Regions from separate parts of the Homo sapiens genome. Here region 1 is linked to region 2. The links are chromatin loops, found by intact Hi-C in ENCODE. Cell type or tissue: endothelial cell of umbilical vein. All regions are shown on one strand.

Evidence for each region. Hi-C counts contacts between places; a loop is a spot of excess contacts. Peaks named below come from ENCODE experiments on the same cell type or tissue, not always from the same donor. Only the 100,000 strongest peaks of a DNase experiment are listed, where the experiment ranks them.
Region 1: a loop joins it to region 2, with 5 times the contacts of the local background. A loop is called at or near these places in 9 of 110 quality-filtered maps.

Annotation. Positions count from the first base shown.
Region 1 is chr1:64,915,705-64,919,704 of GRCh38, reverse strand. All of the region lies in intron 1 of JAK1 (Janus kinase 1), which reads left to right. It also overlaps the pseudogene LOC100130270. Among named protein-coding and RNA genes, the nearest start is that of JAK1, 49 kb to the left of the region's middle. RefSeq lists an enhancer at 3,505-3,799. In endothelial cell of umbilical vein, no CTCF peak of the experiment used is centred here; DNase peaks (open chromatin) are centred at 2,114 and 3,624; H3K27ac peaks cover 3,107 bases.
Region 2 is chr1:64,862,077-64,866,076 of GRCh38, reverse strand. JAK1 (Janus kinase 1) reads left to right here. Exons shown (of 25, transcript NM_002227.4): 8 at 1,105-1,290. Among named protein-coding and RNA genes, the nearest start is that of JAK1, 100 kb to the left of the region's middle. In endothelial cell of umbilical vein, no CTCF peak of the experiment used is centred here; a DNase peak (open chromatin) is centred at 1,706; H3K27ac peaks cover 1,889 bases.

The DNA of each region.
Region 1 (4,000 bases), 54 kb before region 2:
AAAGTCCAGGGGATTATTGCCTAGGTAGAATTTTAGAAAGATGATGTGGAGAAATAGGAACACTTTTACACTGTTGGTGAGACTAAACTAGTTCAACCATTGTGGAAGACAGTGTGGCGATTCCTCAGGGATCTAGAACTAGAAATATCATTTGACCCAGCCATCCCATTACTGGGTATATACCCAAAGGAATATAAATCATGCTGCTATAAAGACACATGCACACGTATGTTTATAGCGGCACTATTCACAATAGCAAAGACTTGGAACCAACCCAAATGTCCATCAATGATAGACTGGATTAAGAAACTGTGGCACATATACACCATGGAATACTATGCAACCATAAAAAACGATGAGTTCATGTCCTTTGTAGGGACATGGATGAAGCTGGAAACCGTCACTCTCAGCAAACTGTCGCAAGGACAAAAAACCAAACACCGCATGTTCTGACTCATAGGTGGGAATTGAACAATGAGAACACTTGGACACAGGAAGAGCAACATCACACACCAGGGCCTGTTGTGGGGTGGGGGAAGTGGGGAGGGATAGCGTTAGGAGATATACTTAATGTAAATGACAAGTTAACAGGTGCAGCACACCAACATGGCACATATATACCTATGTAACAAACCTGCACGTTGTGCACATGTACCCTAGAACTTAAAGTATAATAATAAAAAAAAAGGTAAAAGGAGCCAGGTGAAATTAATATCCTATTTCAACATGTAATCAATATGAGAATTGTTTATGAGATACTTATAAATTTTTCTTCTTCGAAAAAAAAGTTGCTGCCATTCAAGATGGTCTTTAAAGAAGCGTAGTATTTGATTACTGGAGAGGATAAGGTAATTGATTTTTTTTCAAGTTTCAGTTATTTGTTAATGTAATCTCCAACACATTATATCAACATGATTTCATGTATCTAAAGGAGAAATATTTCCTAGTTAAGTGGAAAATAGTGCAGCTAGCTTCTGGAAGATCTTCATTCTAAGCAGCTTTATAGTGAAACATTTCATTTAGAAATCTGGACCATCTTTCTTCAGTTTACTGTAATCCACATTCACTGAGTAGAACTTGTATTGCTCATTGGAACCCAGTTTATTCCAGGGCCCTGGGTCATTCTTTCTGGCCCAACTAACATCTGGATTGAAATGCCAGATGCAAGACATACAGTGCTGCTCTGGTACCTCTAGCTCCATTAAATACAAAGAGGGGGATCAAACTCAGTTCCTTGGCCTGACCAAGGACCTGGTGGAGCATGTTTTCAGCAAGGGCATCTGATTTAAAAGGAGAGAACTAGCTTAGCTGCCAGGCCCTTGACTAAGTAGTATCTCAGAATAAAGTAATTGAAAATTAATGAGTATCTACTTAGGGTCTCTAAATATATTTAATTTTCTATGGAGGGAACTTTTTAAATTGAAAAATGTATCAACATAGAGAAGACTATGTAAACAGTATGTGTATAGTTAGAGAAAAATACCTATGTATCCACCATTCAGGTTAAGAAAGAGAACATTACTGGTATCTTAGAAATCACCTGGTAGTCCCCTCCACTGCACTTCCCTCAGAGGTAACAGTCACCCCCACTTTGGTATTAATCATGCCCTTTCTACCAGTGTATATGTCCCCAGAGCAAGCATAAACCTAGGTGTATAAGGAAAGGGCAGTGATGCCATCTCTAGATGAAGGCTCCCAGGAGAAGAGCTTCATGGTCTCTGGTTGAATTCATTACCCCTGTGTCTGAACAGAAACTCTGGGTCAAGTCTGGATCCAGAGTTGAGAGGTTGCAGGGACCCTTTTGGGAAAGTCAGTGGAAAAGATCATGAATGAGTTGTGGGAAACAGGGCTTCTCATAGTTGGAGGTACCTAGAAGACTGCAGTGGGCCCAGCTGTTGGGAGCCTGGGAGGAGTGGAGTCAAGAGGAATGTGCTGCTCCACCCTGGCTTATGTCCAGCTCTCAGGAATAGGCCAAATGGAATACTTCTGCGGGGTGAAATAGTCTTCTGCTGATTCAGGCAGCAGGACACAGCAGGGGAACAGGAATTTCATCAGTGCATGATTAAGAAAAACCAAATTCCATTAGGAATTTGGTCCAGGCTCACCCAGGCATTCTACCCTCAATGCAGTCTACGGGGATCTTGGCAGTGACTGCCCTCAACATAAGTATCCCTCAAGTTGCCCTGCTCACATGGGGATTGGTCATCCTCTGAGGCTGGCCACAGCTTTTGTGTTGAGACCGCTCTGTTCTGTGCTCCTGGGAGTTCCCTTCACTTCCTCTTTGTTTAATCTTTATTTCCTGTGTTGGAGCCTGTCTCCTGTTATTTTCAGAAGGATGCATAGCAGTTTGTTTTTTGAGATCTTTGATGTCTAACTGTATCTTGATTCTTCCTTCATACTTCGTTGATAATTTGGCTGGTTATAGACTTCTGGGTTGGAAGTTGTTTCCCTTCAGAATTTTGCAGGCATTGGGTGCCTGTCTCTTTCCTTGGTGCAGCTGTTAAAAAGCCTGAGAATATTCTCAATTTTTGATCTTTTGAATGTAGCCTGTTTTATTCTCTTTTGGAAGCTTTATAGACCCTTGTTTCCAATGTTATGAAATTTCCCAGGAATGCCCCAAACAGGTCTTTTTCTCCATTGTTTTGATGGGCCTTTCCAACCTGGCAACTGGTAGCCTTTGGTTCTGGGAAATCTTTCTCAAATGGTTTTGCTGATGATTTTCTCCCCTCCACTTTCTTTGTCTTTTCTTTAGGAATTCAGACATGTGACTGTCTGGATTGCCCCCTTTAATTTTCTTATCTCTTTTCTCCTATTTTCAAACTGTTCTTTTCTAACCTATTTCCTAAACTTTTTTTTTTTTTTTTGAGAAAGGGTCTCACTCTGTCACCCAGGCTGGATGGAGTTCAGCGGCAGAATCTCGGCTCACTGCAACCTCTGCCTCCCGGTTCAAGCGATTCTCCCACCTCAGCCTCCTCAGTAGCTGGGACTACAGATGCATGCCACCACACCTGGCTAATTTTTGTATTTTTAGCAGAGACAGGGTTTCACTATGTTGGTCAGGGTGATCTTGAACTCCAGACCTCAAGAGATCCCCCTGCCTCAGCCTCCCAAAATGCTGGGATTATAGTCATGAGCCACTGCGCCTGGCCTTTTCCTAAACATTATCTTCCAACCTTTTTAGCTTTTGAAAATTAAGATATTATTTACCTACAGCAAAGCTTATCAATGCTAAGTGTTCCTTTGGCTGTTTTGACAATCATATAGGCTTGTGCAGTTACCACCCTAAACAAAATATAGAACATTTCTATCAACCTAGAAGTTCCGTAGGGCCCTTTCCCAGCTGTGTTTTCATTTCTGTTATTATCTTTTTAATATTCGAGAGCTCCTTTTTTCTCTGAAATGTTACTTTAAAAAAGAAACATTTTATTCTTGATTCACAAATAAAAGGTATTCTTTTATCTTTCTGAAGACATTAATTTTTAAAGTTTTCTCTCTGTGTAATGTTTTCTCTGAGTTGCTTTTTTCTATCTCCATGTCTGCATTAGAGGCTTTCCTCAGACATATGTTTACCTTGGCTGTTTGTTTATGATTAAACTTGGAGGAAGGCTGAGCATGTGCCTCGGGCTTGTGAACTTTGAACGTCACTAAGAGTGAGCCATTCATTGGGGAACTCCCAGCCTCTGTGTCTTTAGGTCAGTCCTGGTGAGATGGTCACATTCCTCAGAAGACAGTATTCCAGTCTCTCACCTGGAGGGCTAGGGACTGGCTGCCAGCATTTCTGGAGCTGCAGGGAAGAGGGTGAAGGCTGTAGCATCCTGGCCCCCAGCACTCAGCATGTGTGCAGATGCCGTCTTTCTGCGTGCCCAGAGGTTCCCATGCTTCACCTGACATCTCTAGTTACAGGACCCTTTGTCTTATCCTTTCCAGAAACTAAACCTCTAGATATGTGTTTCCTTATAATAAAATAGTCACTAGCCACATGGTAGCCACTTAAATTTAA
Region 2 (4,000 bases):
AATATTAAAGTAAATGTGGGTGGGTGCAGTGGCTCACACCTGTAACCCCAGCACTTTGGGAGGCTGAGGCAGGCAGATCACTTGAGCCGAGGAGTTTGAGCCTAGCCTGGGCAACATGGTGAAACCCTATCTTTACAAAATATACCAAAATTAGCAGGATGTGGTGGCACGTGCCTGTGGTCCTAGCTACTTGGGAGGCTGAGTTGGGAGGATCGCCTGAGCCTGGGAGGTCAAGGCTACAGTGAGCCATGACCTTGCCACTGTGCTCCAGCCTGGGTGACAGCAAGACACTGTCTCAAAAAATTAAATAAATGAATAAAATATGAGACTCATTTTCTCCTCCTGTTTTATTCTCATGCTAAAACAATAATGCTTGATACTTACTGAGGGTTTTCTGTATAATAGGTATTATACTATGTTAGTTAGCACTTGTCTAATCTCAGAGAACCCTGTGAAGATGTAAGCTATTTCATGAATAAGGAAAATGAGGCTCAAAGAGATGATGTAACTAGTTAAGTAATTGGCAGAGGCAGGAACTTAACCTAGATCTCTGGTCTCCAGGGCTCATGCGACACAAAATATTTTCACTTGTGCAGATATATATTATTCAGTGTGTAGATTATTTCAAGCATGAAATTCGTGTCTTCTCTGGAAAATCCCGACTTGAGTACTGTTACAAAGTCAAGACGATTGGTGATAGGAGAAAGCTCATGTTCAGCTCAGTGGTAACTGGGAAGAGTATGTTATCTGTTTGTGTCAGAGCATGTGTAGTAGTCTGGAAGTGAGGAGACCTGAATGTAGATGCATGTCTAGTGAGCAGTGATTTCCCTTTCTGAGTTTCCGTGCACATTGCGTATTATATAGTTTAGACAGTGTGCTCATTAAGGTCTCTTCCAGATATGAAAGCCCAGGATTCCCTGATACAACCCAGTTCTTTGGTCCTAACCCTGCAGGTGCCAACTCCCCCAATCCTGCAAGTCCAGAAGAGCTGGCTTTCTCTTCCTTGGACCTAGGCCCTGCATAGGTTTCCCAGCAGCACTGACCTTTTACCAATAGAAAATGAAGAAAGCAACTTAACCCTGTCCCTTTTATGTATCTTATCAGGTTGTTTCTGTTGAAAAGGAAAAAAATAAACTGAAGCGGAAAAAACTGGAAAATAAACACAAGAAGGATGAGGAGAAAAACAAGATCCGGGAAGAGTGGAACAATTTTTCTTACTTCCCTGAAATCACTCACATTGTAATAAAGGAGTCTGTGGTCAGCATTAACAAGCAGGACAACAAGAAAATGGTAAGTTTGTCCCAGAAGCTCTTAAGTCTGGATCTGGTGATGAGAGGGAGAATTGCTGAGTTCCGTTCTGCAGCACATGATTTTCAGAGTTCCTGTCCTAAAGAGAAAACAGGATTTTCTTATTGAAGCCAAAAAGTTCCTATTACCAAGGCATTCTCAGTGTTTTAAAGTTACACCGATACATTCCAGTGCCTTTCTTTGGTCTCAGAAATGTGAATCTGCCTTAGGATTTGCTTCCCTCCCAAATACACCTCAGCATCAATATTTAATTCACAAAGCTAGTGGATTTGAAGGAAAAGAAAACCAGCGAATGTCAGTGTTTCCTCCCAAGGGTTCTGGCACGGCCTCTCTGCTGAGCTGAAGTGCAAAGCAGGAAGCCCCACGTTGCCCTCAGGCGAGCCTCGGCCACAGTGGCAGTCATCGATATGGTGTCAGGCACACCCCAGTGACTCTCGGACAGAGGAAAGGGTGTTTAATCTCACTTCCTCTTTTTTGGTATCACTTGAGGACATAATCTAAACAAGCAGGAAGTGGGAACTCTGCCAAAATAAACCTGTTTGTGTCAGGGGAAGTCACAGCCAACAACATGCAGAGAGAGCGGCTGGTGAGACAGCTAGCACTCTTAAGGTGAGTGGAGCCAACACCAGGAAAGGCCACATTCTGCCAAAATGTGGCAGATACTGTGTCACAATGATAACGCTCAGTGCTGAGGAAGAGCCTGGTGATACGGTTTAGGGCAGACAGTCACTCTCTTGTATTCAGAATAACTTGTCTTTCTGATATAACCTTTTGGAAAACAGTTTGGTAACCTGTTAAAAGCCTTGAAAATATTTATATATCCCTCTGTTCAGGAATCTAGAGAATGAATCTATCTTCCAGAAACAATGTGAGAGGCAGGTTATGGTTTATGAATAAGAATATTCATTCCAGTAGTAATTAAAGTGTCAAAATTCTGAAAATAACTTAAATATACAATAATAGGAGAATAGGAAAATAAATCACAATTTGCCTGAGAAGCAGAATATTAGAAAATCAGGTTGCTGAATTTTTTAATGACCTGGAAAAAAGGTCAGGGGAAAAAGCAGGATATAAAACTTTACCTATAGAATGGGACCAGTTTTGTTCAAAATATCAATAGGTATGCATGTATATACACATGCTCTTAGAAAAATAAATATTAACAGCTACTTATTTATGGTGGCATTATGAGTGGTTTTAATTTTCTTATTCTCCCCTCCTTTTTTTTTAAACAAAAAACTTACATTAATTTTATTAGAAAAATATAGTAAAAACAAAGTGAAGAGGGAGAAGTAGAAGAGCTCAGATGGATGTTAATGGAAAGATGCGAAATGGAGGGAGAAAAGAAGAAGTGCTGTTGATGGAGCACATCCTGGATATCAGGCCCCGTGTTATATGCTGCATCCTGGATATTAGGCCCCGTGTCATATGCTGCATCCTGGATATTAGGCCCCGTGTCATATGCTGCATCCTGGATATTAGGCCCCGTGTCATATGCTGCATCCTGGATTTTAGGCCCCGTGTCATATGCTGCATCCTGGATATTAGGCCCCCTGTCATATGCTGCATCCTGGATATTAGGCCCCGTGTCATATGCTGCATCCTGGATATTAGGCCCCGTGTTATATGCTGCATCCTGGGTATTAGGCCCCGTGTTATATGCTGCATCGTGGGTATTAGGCCCTGTGTTATATGCTGCATCCTGGGTATTAGGCCCCCTGTTATATGCTGCATCCTGGATATTAGGCCCCGTGTCACATGCTGCATCCTGGATATTAGGCCCCGTGTTATATGCTGTGCCTGTATCTTGGTCTGTCTTAGTCCTTGTAAGAACCTTAGGGGACTGAGCATCAGCTCTACTTGAAATGAGGAATCTGAGACTAATCAAGAGGCATGGGATCTTGCACAGGGTCACTCAGTGAGAAAGTGGCAGGCACTTGCCCAGCTCTGTCTGGTTCCTGCCTGTGCATTTTGCCTGTGTTGCTTTGGCTTCTAAGGCGTTATCATCCCCCAGAGACCCCGAAGGGAGTGAGGGAGAGGCTGACATGTCCATGATCTGGCTCTTCAACGTGGTGTATGCCTGGTGCACATTTTATGAGCCTGCCCCATCCTGTCCTGTCCTGGTTGACACAGTCAAGTCTAGCACCAACACAAGTTGGTGCACCCATCATCTAAGTCAGAGCTCACCCTGGCCACATGGGCCAATGACTCTATGCCAAGCCACAGTGCTGTGGAGGGAGCAGGAGGAGGGCAGGAAGAAAGAAATACTTGATTCCTCCATTAGTTTGTTTTTCTTTACCACGCTAGCCCTTACTGTGTGTCAGGTACTTCCTATTCTGAGCACTTCACAAATACCACCTATTTTAATTTTCATGTCAACCCTATGGGTGAGTATGATAAGGGGAAACTGAGGCACGAAGAGGTTAAGTAACCTGTCCAAGGTCACAGAGCTGTTAGGTTAAAGCATTTGAAATTGCCAATATTTGACCATTTTGACCTATAAAAATGATGATTCCATATGCATAACCCTACTAGCAGGTGGAGAGGCTGCGATTTGAACCCAGAGCAGCTGGCTCTAGAGCCTGAGCTGAGGGTTGACCACTGCTCCATGCTGCCAGTTTAGAATCTCATGCCCTCGTTGTCCCCTCCCAGCCATGGGATTCCCAAGCCCTTTAATCAGGCAGTGCTTTGA